Linked DNA regions of Homo sapiens: region 1 is linked to region 2. The links are chromatin loops, found by intact Hi-C in ENCODE. Cell type or tissue: PC-9. All regions are shown on one strand.

Region 1 (8,000 bases), 610 kb after region 2:
TTTGCTCTTCGGCTTTCAACAGATCGAATGAGGCCCACACACAAGAATAGTCTCCTTTACTTAAACTCAATTAATTGTAGCTGTTAACCATATTTACAAAATACCTTCACAGCAACACTTAGATTAGTGTTTGATTGAACAATTAGGCACTATAGCCTATCCAAATTGACACATAAAACCAGTCATTACAATCTCCAACAGTTATTTAAATAACAGAATTCTTTTGGTCCTCCAATTACAGTTAAGACATCACAAGTTTTGTCTAAACTATCAATGCAGTCACTTCCAAAATCATGAAGAAACTATTATTATAATATTATTATTATATTAAACTATTATATACACAATGCTCCCAGCCCTCCCAAAATCATGAAGAAACTATTATTTAAATTTAATTTATATCAGTAGTATTTATTCATTGTTAAACACTACTTACAGCATCCGAATCTCAAATAGAACAGCTCTACCACTAGGAAAAAACCCTTAGTGGTTTTTGGATAGTGTTTTGAAAACATTTATTTATAGCCAAGAATTGCCAGGAATAACAGCCAAATTAATAATTAAATAGAAAGCTTTTATTGCAAAAGGAGCAAGCTAAAATAAATAGCAACCATCTGAAACTTTTCAATATGCAAATTCATAAAGCTTTTAGTTAACTGAACAGTTATTACAATAATAACTAACAATCTGACACCTTCGAGATCCCCTGGAGCTCCTGACCTTTAAATCCAAGAAAGCTGACAGGGACAGCCTAGCAATTCAGCCTGTGTGGGAGGAAATAAGAAAGAAACCAATGGAAAACTGTGGGAAAACACGGAGGCAGGCAGAACATATTGGGATGTGTTTTGCGTTATTATATACAGGGGAATGGGTTTTTATAGTCAATGACTAAAGTGAGTAAAACCGTATTTTTATTTTCTTATAACAGGATTTAATTGTTTCCCTGAGCTTCCATTACTATTAGCGAAAGTTTAATCTAATAATTTCTAGGTAAACTCAGTCAAATCAATCATTACAAAAAAATTGATGTTATTAGTTAAGTCAGAATTTTTTTCCCAGGAAAATCCAAGGACCTTATGTTCCACTTTAACCTAAAGGTATGAGTTTTAGAGAGCTTGTGGAAGTGCCTATATTTGAGTGGGAGAAGCAACTGGGGTTTTTTGTTGTTGTTCTTGTTTTTTGTTTTTTGTTTTTTGGTTTTTGGTTTTTTTGAGAGACGGTCCTGCTCTGTCACCCAGGCTGGAGGGCAATGATGCAATCACAGCTCGCTGCAGCCTTGACCTCCCAGGCTGAAGCGATTCTTCCGCTTCAGCCTCCTGAGTAGCTTGGACTACAGGCATGTGCCGCCACACCTGGCTAATTTTTTTTTTTAAGAGACAGGGTCTCACTGTGTTGTCCAGGCTGGTCTCAAATTTCTGGGCTCAAATGAGCCCCTAGTCTCCAACGCTTCTGCCTCCCAAAGTACTGGGATTGCAGGCATGAGCCCCCAGGGCCAGCGGCATCTGGTTCTTGATGGCTCTCCACCCTCCAGGGCCTCCACAGAGCTAGTACTCACCTTGCTGGGTCTTTAGTGAGGGGCATCTATGCCAGCTGTGGTTTCTCTTTCAAATGGGCCATGCAGCATCTGCTGACGGCTCCCCTTCATCGTGATTGGCAGCCACTTCTACTCCATCCGGCTTCTCTCAGCCAATCTTGAGCCTCTCTTGAGAGCACGAGAAACTTTCCAGTGCTCTCCTGTCCCACTCGCCATGACTGGTGGTGGGCAGTGTGGGGAACAAGACCCAGGCACCCTGCCTAGGCCACCACTCTCACAGGCATTTGCCACTGCCATGCCAAGCTTTGGTGGGAGGGGGCTTCTCTGCAAAGCTTGGGTGTCCCCCAGCCTTACTTGGGAAAGGAAGCACTCACACACCACTAGCCTACCTAGAGTCGAATTTATTATGCTACACACATGCACAAACACACATATAGAACCCAGGGAGGGGAAGCAGAACTCTGGGACCCTTCTCAACTCTACTCTCTGCTCTCACTGAACAAACGTGCTTTTCCCATTAGATCATCCTTTTGGATGGGGGACAGGTGCATGCACAGACCCCTGGCTCTTAGCAGTCACAGGATTTTCTCTCTAACCTATGTTCTCCCTTAGGGAAACTCTAAAGATATTTTTTCATAACGATTGTTTTTTATTTTGGCTGCTTCACCCCTCACTAGAAAAAACAAAGTTCCACAGATGTAATGAGCTGAGAGTTTTGGCAGAAAATAAAAGTGAAGAAAACCTTGATTTGTCCTTTCATGCTACAATAGCTACAATGTTCTAACAGAGAAACTATTTTTGTTCCCCGTTGATGATGGCACATATAGTGGAGAAATTTTCTTGGGTTTCAGGTGGTCTAACAGGCTTATATTTGAATCCCAGTTCCATTATGGTCCCTCTAATTGCTCTTGGACAAGTTACTTAACCTCTTTGAAATTCATTTTCCTCATTCTCCATACCTATCTCATGGGATTATTGTGAGAGTTAAATGAATTACTCTTGTTTTCCCCAAGAATGTTGGTTCCATACATAACCCAATTAGGCAAAATTTGAAAGCCCCAGTTGGCACAATGTCAACATAAACTATAGTATAAATGCTAAGTTTCTTTGTAAATTAAATAGTGGTAAGAAAATCATGATAAACAACTATAGAACTCTAGCAGGTGTTCTTAAATGCAGGTTTCTAATAACTTTGGAAATTGTAACATTAGAATAGAGGAAACAACTTTCAGAACTCTCATGAAGACCTGGAATGTTCATGAATATCAAACAGAAAAGGAGTTAACTGAATTAACTGAACCAGCAGAAAACTGAAGTAATCTTTTTAACTTTGCTTTAAACACTGCTGACCCTTTGTTTTGTTTTTCAGAGTCAATGAAACTTTTCTTTTGAGCTATTTACAGCTTGTTGCAATTAAGTAAATTATACTGCTGTGAACAAAATTTGGAGCACATTTTTTTCTCTCTACCTAATTTCTCCAGACTTTGGAAACTAGTTGTGAGTATTCTTAACTTATGGCAATATAGTTATTTGCATAAGTGCAATAAGAATCTGTTTTCTTTTGTAACAGGACACAATTTGAGAAATTGGTTATTTTACCAAGGAATTTTACTGGTTATTTTACCAAGGAATTTTACTGGTTATTTTACTGGAATGGTGTGTTTTCCTTTAAGGAATTAAACTTACAGAGCCAATAAAAGCCCCATGGGGAACTGGCCTCATGCCTTGCCTACAATAGTCCTTGTACAAGGTTTCTAACCTGTGGTAAATAAAGAATGTCACTTTCTAACAGGTCCAGGAGCCCCAATTTACCTTGGGACCTCAAGAGGAAAGAAATGTACCTAACTCATAGGTATTTGAGGGTACAAACCTATGGCTGGGTTCAGCTTTTAAAAAGTCTTATCTAAAATTCCTTCTATGGAACAGAGTTCCATCAAAGCCAATTTTAAAAGAGCTTATGTGAAAAATAATTATTCCTGCTGCATTTTATGCAAATAATCAGGCCAAGTATAATAAAGCAAATCAGTCTTACCATGATTTGTCTTTAGTAAAAATGGGAAACTGGAGAGAGAAATATTATGTTTCAAGAACTGTGGTACACTTGGTATTAAATTCTAGTCTCATTAGTTGTTTTTAAGTTTGTTTCTGGAATTTAGGCTAACCCTGCTTATTCTTGTGAACCAATCAGTAATCTCTGACTGCTACTCAGAAGAAACAAGAGGTTTGGTAATGCAAAAATCTGGATCAATATTCTAATCCTAGGCACACAGTGGAATCATCTAGCAACCCCATATCAGCTTAGTTCCAACAGTGGCCCAGTTCATGAAAACCCTTCTAATTTAGTTTACTTGGAATCACTTTACTTATTTTGCTTTACTCTTGTGGAATATATTGCTGTTATATTCTTTGTGTAGGAATACAGGACAAGTTTACTGAATGTTTTCTTAAACACTTAATAATCTTCCAGATACCACTTTTTGTCGAAACTCAAGACTTATGAATGGACCTTACTATACTGATGCTTTCTGACTGAGCTCCTCTCTACCCTGAATGCAAGAGACCCTCATAGTTAGGCAGGAATATCATTGCCCCTATTCAGCCTAAGAAGTTACAGAAGATGGATCTTCATCCCTCTGCAATCCTTAGGATTAAGTGTTCTCTTATAAAAAGAAGGGGGGAAATGTCAGAGGCATGTGAACCAGAGCAACTCCATCTTAAATAGGAGCTGGGTAAAATGAAGCTGAAACCTACCAGCTGCATTCCCAGATGGTTAAGCCATTCTAAGTCACTGGATGAAATAGGAGGTCAGCACAAAATACAGGTCATAAAGACCTTGCTGATAAAACAGGTTTCAGTGAAGGAGCCGGCCAAAACCCACCAAAACCAAAACGGCCATGAGAGTGACCTCTGATCGTCCTCACTGCTACACTCCCACCAGCACCATGACAGTTTACAAATGTCAGGAAGTTACCCTATGTGGTCTAAAAAGGGGAAGCATGAATAATCCACCCCTAGCTTAGCATATCATCAAGAAATAACCATAAAAATGAGCAACCAGCTGCCCTCCGAGCTGTTCTGTCTAAGGAGTAGCCATTCTTTTATTCTTTCACTTTCATAATAAATTTGCTTTCACTTTACAAAAAAAAAAAAATGATAAAATAACCACCTATTCAGGAAGTTTTGAAGATTTTTTTTTTTTAAGACGGAGTTTTGCTCTTGTTGCCCAGGCTAGAGTGCAGTGGCGTGATCTTGGCTCACTGCAACCTCCGCCTCCCGGGTTCAAGCGATTCTCCTGCCTCAGCCTCCTGGGTAGCTGGGATTACAGGCACCCACCACCATGCCAGGCTAATTTTTGTATTTTCAGTAGAGATGGGGTTTCACCATGTTGGCCAGGCTAGTCTTGAACTCCTGACCTCATGATCCACCTGCCTTGGCCTCCCAAAATGCTGGGATTACAGGCATGAGCCACCACGCCCAACCCGCTTTTGAAGACATTTTAATATTTAAGTATTCAGAATGGGATGACATCTTAGGCCAGTCACTCAGCACTCCCTACCTCTTTCCACACAAACACACATACATTTTGTCTGCTTTATAACTCTATTTCACAACCAGCAGAGCAGAATCTACCCAGAGTGGTCAGCTCTTACATTGCAGCAGCTTTTCTTTTACATTTTTTTTTGGTCTGGAAATTAGAATATTTTATTTTATTTATAATTTCAACTTTTAGATTCAGTACACGTGCAGGTTGTTGCTTGGGTATACTGTGTGATGCTGAGGTCTGGGATACAAGTGATGCCATCACCCAGGTAGGGAGCATAGTACCCAATAGTTGATTTTTCACTCCTTTCCCCCCTCCTCACTCCCGGCTTTAGTAGTCCCCACTGTCTGCTGTTGCCATCTGCACGTCCATGAGTACCCAATGTTTAGATCTCACTTGTAAGTGAGAACATGCGGTATTTTGTTTTCTGTTCCTGCGTTAATTCACTTAGGATAATGGCCTCCAGCTCACTGCAGCCTTTCAACATTAGCTTGGCCATGCCCTGAAAAGGCCAAACACTGGGTCCTGGTGCATCTGGGATTATGTGAGAAGTCTTCTGTGGTTTAGAGGCTTCTTGATCTATGGATATTGTGTCTGTGCCTGCATTTCTGAATCGATGCTTGCTCCTGATTCGGTACTTGCTCTTCACCCCTAAGGGGAGTTTTTCACTTGATCTATTCTCAAGCTAAACCCCAGACTCACCTCTGCTATTTCTGTCTTGCTTCTGATCCTGCTTCCAGGATTCACTGCTGCCCACAGTGTCCCTCCCTGGGAGATGACCTAGGTCCAAAGTCCCATGGAAGGTATACTCCTAAATTTAAAGCCAAAAACAACAATTTGAAAGGTTTAAGGAAAAAATGATCACTATCAAAGTAAAAGAGAAAGATGCTATGTGCTAAGTATGGTGGCCCTTGAAAAGGATGTGGCTGGCAACAGGAGACAGAGATGGGATCTTTTAAGAAATGAGGGATTTCACAGGCAGAGGAGCTCAGAACCTACAGTATTGTACCATCCTTGCAAAGAAGGGGTGAATCCCATTCACCATATTCATGATTATCAGAAAGTGGGTTTCTAGCCAGAGGTGCCCTATAAAACAATCATCTAGTCTGATCCCCATATGTCACCTTTGAAGATTCTGACCCAGGAAGGTTAAATAACTGCACCAAGTTCATATGGCTGCCCAGTGGCAAAGGTGAGACCAGAGCCAGCCCACACTTTTCCCACTGTGCCTTATTCCCATTGCTTTTCTGTTTCTAGAAGTTGGACCAAGACCACCTTCCTCTAGGTGGATGAGGCAGCCATACAGTTACCTGTATCATTTTCTCCAGATTTCCTTCCACATGGTTATGTGTAAGACCATAAAATCAAAGTTTTAGAAATTAACTCCACCCAACAAGGCAGGTTTCTCCCTCTGCTTCCAGAGTCCTTCCAAGGTTCTATAGCCACATGTCACCCATGCCCCATGCCTTCCTTCAACCTTTATTCCCCATTCTTTTTTTTTTTTTTTTTTTGAGGCGGAGTCTTGCTCTGTTGCCCAGGCTGGATGGACTGCAGTGGCGCAATCTCAGCTCGCTGCAACCTCCGCCTCCCAGGTTCACGCCATTCTCCTGCCTCAGCCTCCCGAGTAGCTGGGACTACAGGCGCCCGCCACCATGCCCGGCTAATTTTTGTATTTTCGGTAGAGACAGGGTTTCACTGTGTTAGCCAGGATGGTCTCGATCTCTTGACCTTGTGATCCGCCCACCTCAGCCTCCCAAAGTGCTGGGATTACAGGCATGAGCCACCATGCCCGGCCCCCATTCTTTTCCCACCTCTTCAACTAGCTGGTTTTGGCTGGTAGAGTAGTAAAATATATTTTAATAGAGGTCCATTAAAAGCCAAAAATCTTCAAACCCTTAGGAATTAGGTTAATGGTAGGATTTGAGAAAAGATAACAGGTGGTGAAAAGGAAATCTCCCCATCACAGCTCAACTCTCATAAAAGGGACTGGGGAAACGCTCATGGAAGAATCATGTTTTTCACTCGTCAGTGAATAGAGCTTAGGGAGAGTGAGTTTATCAGACCTTCCCAGTATGATAACTGAGAGCTACTTCTGATGGGGGGCAATAGGAAAAATGTGTTCTGAAGTTGGGAAGACAACTGTGTGGATGACTCTGGTCTGCCTGGGTAGATTGATGGCACTGGGAAACTGAACAGAGGGAGGATGATGGTTTGAGTGAAGGCCAGGTCCCCAAATGGCACTGAAGACAAACTTCACTTAGTTCATATATGTGTTTAGAGCTGGCTTAGCACTCATGGCAATCTCCAGAGGTTCTGTTTTCTCCATGGTTTCTGGGGTTCTTTCATGCTTTGTGTTTATCTATTGTATCAGTCCATTTTCACACTGCCGATAAAGACATACCTGAGACTGAGTAATTTGTAAAGAAAAAGAGGTTTAATGGACTCACAGTTCCATGTGGCTGGGGAGGCCTCACAATCATGGCGGGAGGTGAAGGGCATGTCTTACATGGTGGCAGACAAGAAAGAAATGAGAGCCAAGTGAAAGGGGTTTCCCCTTATGAAGCCATCAGATCTCGTGAGACTTACTTCCGCGAGAACAGGATGGGGGAAGCTGCCCCCATGATTCAATTATCTTCACCGGGTTCCTACCATAACATGTGGGAATTATGGGGAGCTACAATTCAAAATGAGATTTGGATGGGGACACAGCCAAAACATATCACCCATTACCCAAGCATACTAAACAAAATTTTTTTTTGAGACCAGTCTCACTTTGTCACTCAGGCTAGAGTGCAGCGGCAGTATGATCATAGCTCACTGTAGCCTCAACTTCCTGGGCTCAAATGATCCTCTTTCCTCAGCCTCTCAAGTAGCTGGGGCCACAGGTGCACACCACTGCACTCAGCTAATATTTTATTTTTTGTA
Region 2 (8,000 bases):
ATAAAATAGCACAAGTTTGTTGTCTCATAGACTGCAGTTAGAAGTTTGGTTTGGGCCACAGGTTTCTCTGCTTCAGGTCTCATAGGCTGACGCCTATGGGCTCTGGGAAGAACCGCATCCAAGCTCATCCAGGTTGTTGATAGAATCCCATTCTTTACTGTTGTAGGACTCAGGTCTCCGTTCCCTTGCTGACTGACAGCTAGGGGCCTCCACAGCTTTAAGAGGCCTCTTTCTATTTCTCACACATGGCCCCTGCATCTCAGGACTTCCCTTTCTTCCACATCTATCTTCTGCTTCGTCTTCCACACTATCTCTGACTCCAGCCAGAAAATGTTCTGTGGTTTAAGGACTCATGGGTTTAGATTAGGCCCAACCAAATAACAAGGACTTCTCTCTATTTTGAGGTCCTTAACCTTAATTACACGTAGTAAAGTCCCTTTGCCTTTTAAGGTACTGTATTCCCATATCCTCCGTGGCTTCAGTGGCCGCCACTCCCTCTGCCACTATCTCCAGGGAAAGAAAGGCTCTGCCATTTGGGAAGGTGGTTTCTATGTCACTGGACATAAGTTCTGAGAGTCAATTTGAGAACTCATTCGTGAACGTGCTTTGCTCCCTCTCCCCTGCCCACCGCACCTTACATTTAATAAATATGGCTGTAATTTTCTTAGGGTGTGGATATTAGGGGGGCATTATTCTCCCTACCACATACTCATACTTTATTATTATTTTCTTGGCCAGATTGCCCATTTTGTAACATTTACTGTTGCATATGCCTGAGAAGCTCACAGTTACCCTGTTTCTTAGGAAATATTAAGACTAGAGGTTTGCTGAGCAAAAATCCATGGTCAGAATACACACAGGTCTTGAGGCATATTATCAGTGAGTTTTGGTAGTGTGATGAAATAACCTTGTTTCTTGAGATTATTCCTATGAAGGTTACTAAATACTACTGTAACCCTGTCATTGTCACAATGTGCATTTGTGCAGGTTGTACCCTGCATAAGCATGCTCAGCGGAGGGACTGGAATCTGGCCAGCATTCCACCTAGGGCTCTATGTCCTGCCATCACCCAGAGAAAGCAGTGCCGACAGGTTCCCTCCAGCCCTGGAACTTTCTCTGCTCAATAGTGTTGAATGACAGTCTGACACATTCTTATTCTCCAACTTTCTCTTTGCTCAGCCTTGAGATGCCCATGTCTCTTCTCTTTCCTCTTGTCATTCAATTACTGTCTTTCTCATTTCACCAAGAAGCTGTAAAATACATCAATTCCCCACAGTAGAGCATTTTGTTTTCACTGGTTACATTCTAGGTTGGCTTTTTCCTGATACCATCTAAGTAGTCACTGTGACTGTAACAGTAATATTTCTTCACACCGCATTTTAGGGTAGACTCTTTCTGGGAAGATATCTTCAAGAGAGTTCATTTTTTCCATCCTGTGAGAATTCCTATAAAGCTCAATCAAAGAACGGGGCTATTCTTGGTCAAAATACCTTACCCATTTCCTTTCTGGACTTTTTAAAAACTGTCACAATCCAGCTTAGTCTTTAAAGCTGTATATTGCTAGTAAATGTAATTTTAGTTCTCCAATGTTTATTCGTATGATCTCGGGTAATCATGGGTAAGTTCACCTCATATTAACTAAACATTAGGAGAGGTCATTTATAAATGCAGAGTATAAATAAAATTAGTAATTCCTTTTTCAGCATTGGCCTTTTTATTTTTGTCTTACTGTCAAAAATGTTCGATTTTTTTTTGTAAAATTTTTAAAGATTAATCATAGATCAGCAAGACTGGGGGAAAAAGGTTGGCACAATTCTTTTTAGTAATTTTGAAATCTAGAACCTTGAGACTTTGACTAGAGTAAAATTTCATACCTTCACTACTCTCCACACCTGAGCTGCTCTTCCTACACAAAATGTAGCTTTCGCCACCTGCATGTTTGTGTCATTCTTGCAATCTAAAATGCACAGCCACCACCACTTTTCCTTACCTTGTCAATTTTTCACCTCTTTACTATTGCAATTGAAAACATTTTTCAAAATCTGGCTGCAATTCCATTCTCTCTCTGAAGCTTTCCTCACTCACTCCACCTAAAAGTGAGCTCTCACTCCTCTGTACTCCTTTTACTCCTTGGTTCTTTCACTTTTATAGTGTTGATTATAGACAAAATTGTATCTTTTTTTTCTGAGCATATTGTATGTGGGTTTCTCCAGATAACGGATAGAAATACCTGCGGTAGTTTTTCATGACTACATGAAAGATTTAAGAGACTCATCGACAGATCTATGTGAGTATGCAGGTTGTCAGTGGCAGATTTCAGTGTGACTACATGGAAAATTGACTTTAGGTTACAAGTTCTTTAAGGCCGAGAATTAAATCTTGTTTATCATTTTTCTGTACAATGGTCAGGATATTGTCATTTACTTGGTGGGTGTGCAACAAACATTTGCAAGGGATTAATAATACAAAATATTTTTAATTTATTTTGAAACACATTTTCAGAGGGGAGAGATTAACGTACTCACAATATATTACTATTAATAGAACAAAATTATAATTGTGTTCAGTGTCCTTAAATGATAGCAGTAATGCCCTACTATTAGTATTACTAGTAGTTACAGTGAGAGCAAATGCTTATACAGTGCAGGCAATGTGCAAGGCACTGTTCCCAATTAATATGTATTAATATTAATATATTAAAATATAATGTTATATATTAACATTAATATATAATGTATTTTATATATTAATTCATTCAAACCTCATATAAATCCTAGGAAGGTGTTATATTTGTTATCCTAATTTTAATAAGATAAAACTAAAAAAAGAGACATTAGGTACCTTGCTAGAGGTCAAGCAGCTAGCAAATGACAGAGCCAGTTAGTATTTGAACCAGTCTGTTTCCAGATACTATGCTCTTAAAAACTAGACTATATACTAAGTGGAAATACTTTTTTGATGTATGGAACATTTTTAGCATTCAGGAACCATGGACTGGATCTACATTTAACAATGAGTTTTGGTGTTGAAAGTAAATTCTGAGTAGCTGAGAGCTTTACATACCCAAGAGGTCCTGTGGTCTGATACTTTTGGGAAAGCCTACACTAAATAAATACTTTTCTCATACACCCTGTGATGAAGGGAATACAAGTTGAGAAACATTGATAAGGACTAATGCAGTTGCTCCCTAAACTGGCTGCCCTCATTTATCTCTTATGATAAATAGTATTTGAAGCAGATAGTCTGTTTCCAGATACTATGTAATCTGGAAATTCACATGCAATATGCTCAGAAAAAAATATGATACAATTACTTCCATTATTAATACTATAAAAGTGAAAGAACCAAGGAGTAAAAGGAGTCCAGGTGAGTGAGAGCTCACATTTAGGTGGAGTCAGTGAGGAAAGCTTCAGCGAGGGAATGGAATTTCCAGATTCCACTTCAAATACTATTAAAGTGCGCGTGCATGCACACGTGCACACACACACACACACATTTCAGTCCCAGCTAAGAACTGCTGCATTTGAACCCTGGGGATTGGGTGGTCAATCAATAGGTCCAATTATAGCAATAGATTTCAGAGCTATACTGGTAGAATTCTAAAGATGAGGAAAAATTTAGGTGTTAATATAAGTTCTTCACTACATTCTGCATGCAACTTTTATAGTAAAAAGAAAGAAAAATAATAACGTAATTTCACATCGATAAGCATTAATTTCAGTTATTTCAAAATTCAACTACTTTTTATGCTTATTACATTATTATACTGTGGGTATTTCTAATCAGGGACCTAAAACAGTAAGTACAATTGAAATCATTTAGAAGAAAACTGAGCAAAAGGCAATACTATATAAAATAAGACCAATACTTGTATTAGTGTTAGTTTTATATACTATACAGCACATTTATTAATTGTTAGCGCTATATATTTGTTATATGTCTAATTCCTATAAGAACGTATTGGAATGCAACTTTCATTTCAGTCAGTCTACTCTCTCTTTGGGTTTTAGAAATAGCAAGCATGAAAGAAAGTGGTACATTGCACATATCTATATTTTAAGGAAATTTTTCTTCTAAAAAGCACATAATACTTTGTAAGCATCAGAAATGCCACATTAAAATGAACTAACAATCTTTTTGTTTTAAGGAAATGGAAAAGTTTATTAGCAAAAGCAATCAAAATGCTATTATTGCCCTACTTTTGTGTCTACTTTGCTTATACGCTTGTGGTTGGATCTCATTTCTCCAGACAGTGAATATAAGCCTTTTCAGTGTTTTTCCATTGCTTCACAAAAGATTCATGAGAATATTTTATCAATATTATTGGTAAACCCATACATGTATATATCTATATATACAGACTTTAATCTGGATCAGTAAATGATTGATTTCAGTCTTGAATCCTGAGGCATTAAAACAAACAAGAAAAAATGTGATAATCCAATTTAATATGGAAAAGGACTAATATGCTTCATTAAATGCACTGTTTATAAAAACCTAATTTTAAAAGAGATATTTTCCTGGGGTAGTTTTTCACAACTTTTGGACACATTCTCTCATTCATATTGCCTGTAAGTTTCACTCTCTTTGATGGAAAGTTTATTCAAATAAAGATATAACCCGTGTGTGTGTGTGTGTGTGTGTGTGTGTTAAACTTTCAGCATTGTTAATTGCACATTATGTTTTCATGTTCTGCTCCCTCACAGGTGTGTGTGTGTGTGTGTGTGTGTTTGTGTATTAATCTTTCAGAATTGTTAATTGAGCATCATGTTCTGCTCCCTCACAGGTGTGTGTGTGTGTGCATGTGTGTGTATGTGTGTGTGTGTATGCATACACACATAGAAGTGCCTTTAATCATTTTTGTAATTGTTACAAAAAGAGGGGAAAGAAACTTCAGAAGATCCATTGACATTCAGTGGCTGGAAAAACTGCAGTAATTCAGATTTTACTGTTAAATCAAAAGTTTGCTTTAGATTTAGGGCAGCTTTTATGGTGCTTTTTCTTTGTCTAAAGAAAAAGTATAAAGAAACTTTCAAGCCAGTTGTGCAATAAAGCCATTGAGAACTACCAGAACTTATACATAAAGCCTACCATCTGACAAAGTCTCTGCCAATAGTGAGTCATTGTCTCAAAAGTGTGTCTCATGCCAAGAGGACATAACAGAGAAAAACAGTTATTCAACATGACAGAAAGCATGTCTTGTTTATTTCCACCACCTCTCAAGTGTTCTATAGTACCCCCCACACAGTATGTGATTAACACATTGTTGTCTAATTTGATGGCAACTCCAACCACTCAGTTGCTCATTGTAGAAACTTCGATTAACTAAACTCCTCTCTCGTATCTTTTCACATTCAATCAGTAAACTGGTGCCATCAGTTTTAGCTCCTAATTAGTGCTAAGCTAACTCTCCCATCTTATGTTTGCTCTGCCATTTCCTTTGTTCATGCCAAACAGTTTATGTTGTGGACTCATTGGCAGTCTACACTCCAAGTCTCTCCAATTCATCTCCTTCACTGACAAATGATTTCTTCACCTAAACTACAGAAAGGATGATACAAAATCCTGCTTTGAACTTTCAATAAGCCTCATAGACTACAGGATTAAGCCCCAAATCTTGTTATACTATACAAGGTCCTCCTTTGCCCAACTCTAGCAGCCTCATCGCCCCCTATTCTGTATCACCCAGATTATACTCAGATCAAACCAGACTTTGCACGTGCTCCCAGAAGCACCATGACCTTTGACTGCTCAGAACCATTGTAATGTTTCCTCTGGTTGAAATGATCCTTCTTCAGTCCTGGTCCATGTCCTGGAAATAACATTTATTCTTTCGATTGAAATGTTTTTATTTTTTAATTGTAGAAATAAGATTATAAATCATCTAGAGATCAAAGTTTGTAAAATATGAACAGGAATATTGTGTTTTTTAGAAACCAGTTCTCCTCCAGAAGTCTTTGTTTTCTTTTACTTCATAAAAAACAACAAATACACATGCAGGTAAAACTATCAAAAATACAGTTTTATTCACGTGTTTATTTTTATGTATTTATTCATTTTTGTGTCCACTTTCTTTGGCCAGACAGTTGCATTAACATGATTTACAAAAATATATAACCGAACTTATTTAATGTCACTGATTCTAAAAAACACATATTATTCTAAAGCATATAACAAAACATTATTCTAAAGCAAATAAAGCAATCTGCATGACTAGATGAACAGACGGAGAAGGATTAATTTCTTTTCCTTGGGTTATCATTCAAAAGGACGTCTTTTTTAATTAAATAGTTTGACACAATCAGATATTTCACAATAAATGGCAGTTTTGTACACTGCAGCTAACAGCCTTCTTTCTCAGAAATATGCCAGAGAAAGCAAACAACATTGGAACACTGGGTATATGGAGGAGTGTGTTGGAGGTAAGAAAATTTTAGGAAGAAGACCACGGAGGACCTTAAATATCCTGCTGGAGAGCTTAAAATATATTCTCTAGGTGCCATCAAATGCTTTTGAATGACGTATTTAGAGTTTCATAAAGAGCTTATTGAATCTTGGACATGGAAAAGAATAGTTTGAATTGGGTAGAGCTGGTAGAAGAAAAACCCAAAATTAGAAGGACACTGAAATATATCAATATTAACAACAATGATAAAGGTTGTTACTGGACCATAATTAAAATGGAATTGAATCTAAGCCACTGCCTTTGGGCAGGATGGCTTAATAGAAATATAGAAAAAACAAATAATGATCAGTCCAGGAGACCACGAAAAATGGAAAGAATACAGTCATTTGGGTCAATTATAGTGGCCTCTCCAGCCCAGTTGTTACCATTTAGTAGGACTGTGGTTTATAGTCATGGTTCACTCCTCCCAGAGCTGTGTGCATCAGTGGGACCTGGAGTCTGATATCCTCCATCTTTTAGGCTCTGTCTCAATGAAATATTTACATTTTATTTGTAGTACAGTGGCTGTCACATGAATCTTCAATTCAAAGCATTATCCTTTGTGATGCAGCTTTTATTCACTTTCAAGGCACTTAAAGTCATTGCTGTTGATTGCATGACTTGAATGTGGAGGTAAATAGTAAATTTGTACCATCCTAACCATTATTCAGGAAAGAACTAATTGGACTCACTGACTCAGATTCTGTAAATCTTTTTGCCACAATAACTACATTAGCACAGATAGCTTAACATAGCTTAATACCACAATATAGGGCATCTACTAGCTTTTTCACTACAAAAGGAACTTTGGCTTGAGCTTCAAATTTACATAAAATTTGTTGCTTTTTTTAATATGGAAAAACAAAGTCACCATCTAGTTGACAAAAATTATTTACATCACATTTGTAAAATATATAAAAATGAAACATGTTGAGATTATCAAAGTAGTAAAAAACAATAGAAAATTATGTCTTCAATGTTTGTCTTTGTTTTAAAGGACTATTGTACTATAACTTAAGTATGGATAGTCATCTTGTGGTCATGTCTAGGTTTCACATTTTCTATATCTATTCATCCATTGATAGGCAATTAGGTTGATTCCATATTTTGGCCACTGTGAGTAGCGCAGCAATAAACATGGGAGTGCAGCCATCTCTTCGATATACCGATTTTCATTCTTTTGGATATATACCCAGCAGGAGGATTGTAGGTTCATATGGTAATTCTATTTTTAGTTTTTGGAGGAAGCTCTATATTGTTTTCCACAGTGGCTGCATTAATTTACATTCTCATCAACAGTGTACGAGTGTTCCCCTTTCTTTATATCCTCACTAGCATTTGTTATTTTCTGTCTTTTGGATAATAGCCATTTTAACTAGGGTGAGATAATATTGCATTGTGTTTTTTATTTGCATTTCCATGACAATTAGTGAATATTATGCACTTGAATATGTGAATATAGTGTACATAATAACATTGGTAGCACATTCAATTATAATGTTTATTATTTCATATTATGTTGTAAGTGTATACTCAAGTTGATTTAATTGCTAAA

What was found. Hi-C counts contacts between places; a loop is a spot of excess contacts. Peaks named below come from ENCODE experiments on the same cell type or tissue, not always from the same donor. Only the 100,000 strongest peaks of a DNase experiment are listed, where the experiment ranks them.
Region 1: it touches region 2 in a loop (2.9-fold over the local background); 6 of 110 quality-filtered maps call a loop at or near these places.

The regions. Positions count from the first base shown.
Region 1 is chr18:870,703-878,702 of GRCh38, reverse strand. No RefSeq gene overlaps it. Among named protein-coding and RNA genes, the nearest start is that of ADCYAP1, 30 kb to the left of the region's middle. In PC-9, no CTCF peak of the experiment used is centred here; no DNase peak of the experiment used is centred here.
Region 2 is chr18:1,480,702-1,488,701 of GRCh38, reverse strand. No RefSeq gene overlaps it. Among named protein-coding and RNA genes, the nearest start is that of LINC00470, 130 kb to the right of the region's middle. In PC-9, no CTCF peak of the experiment used is centred here; no DNase peak of the experiment used is centred here.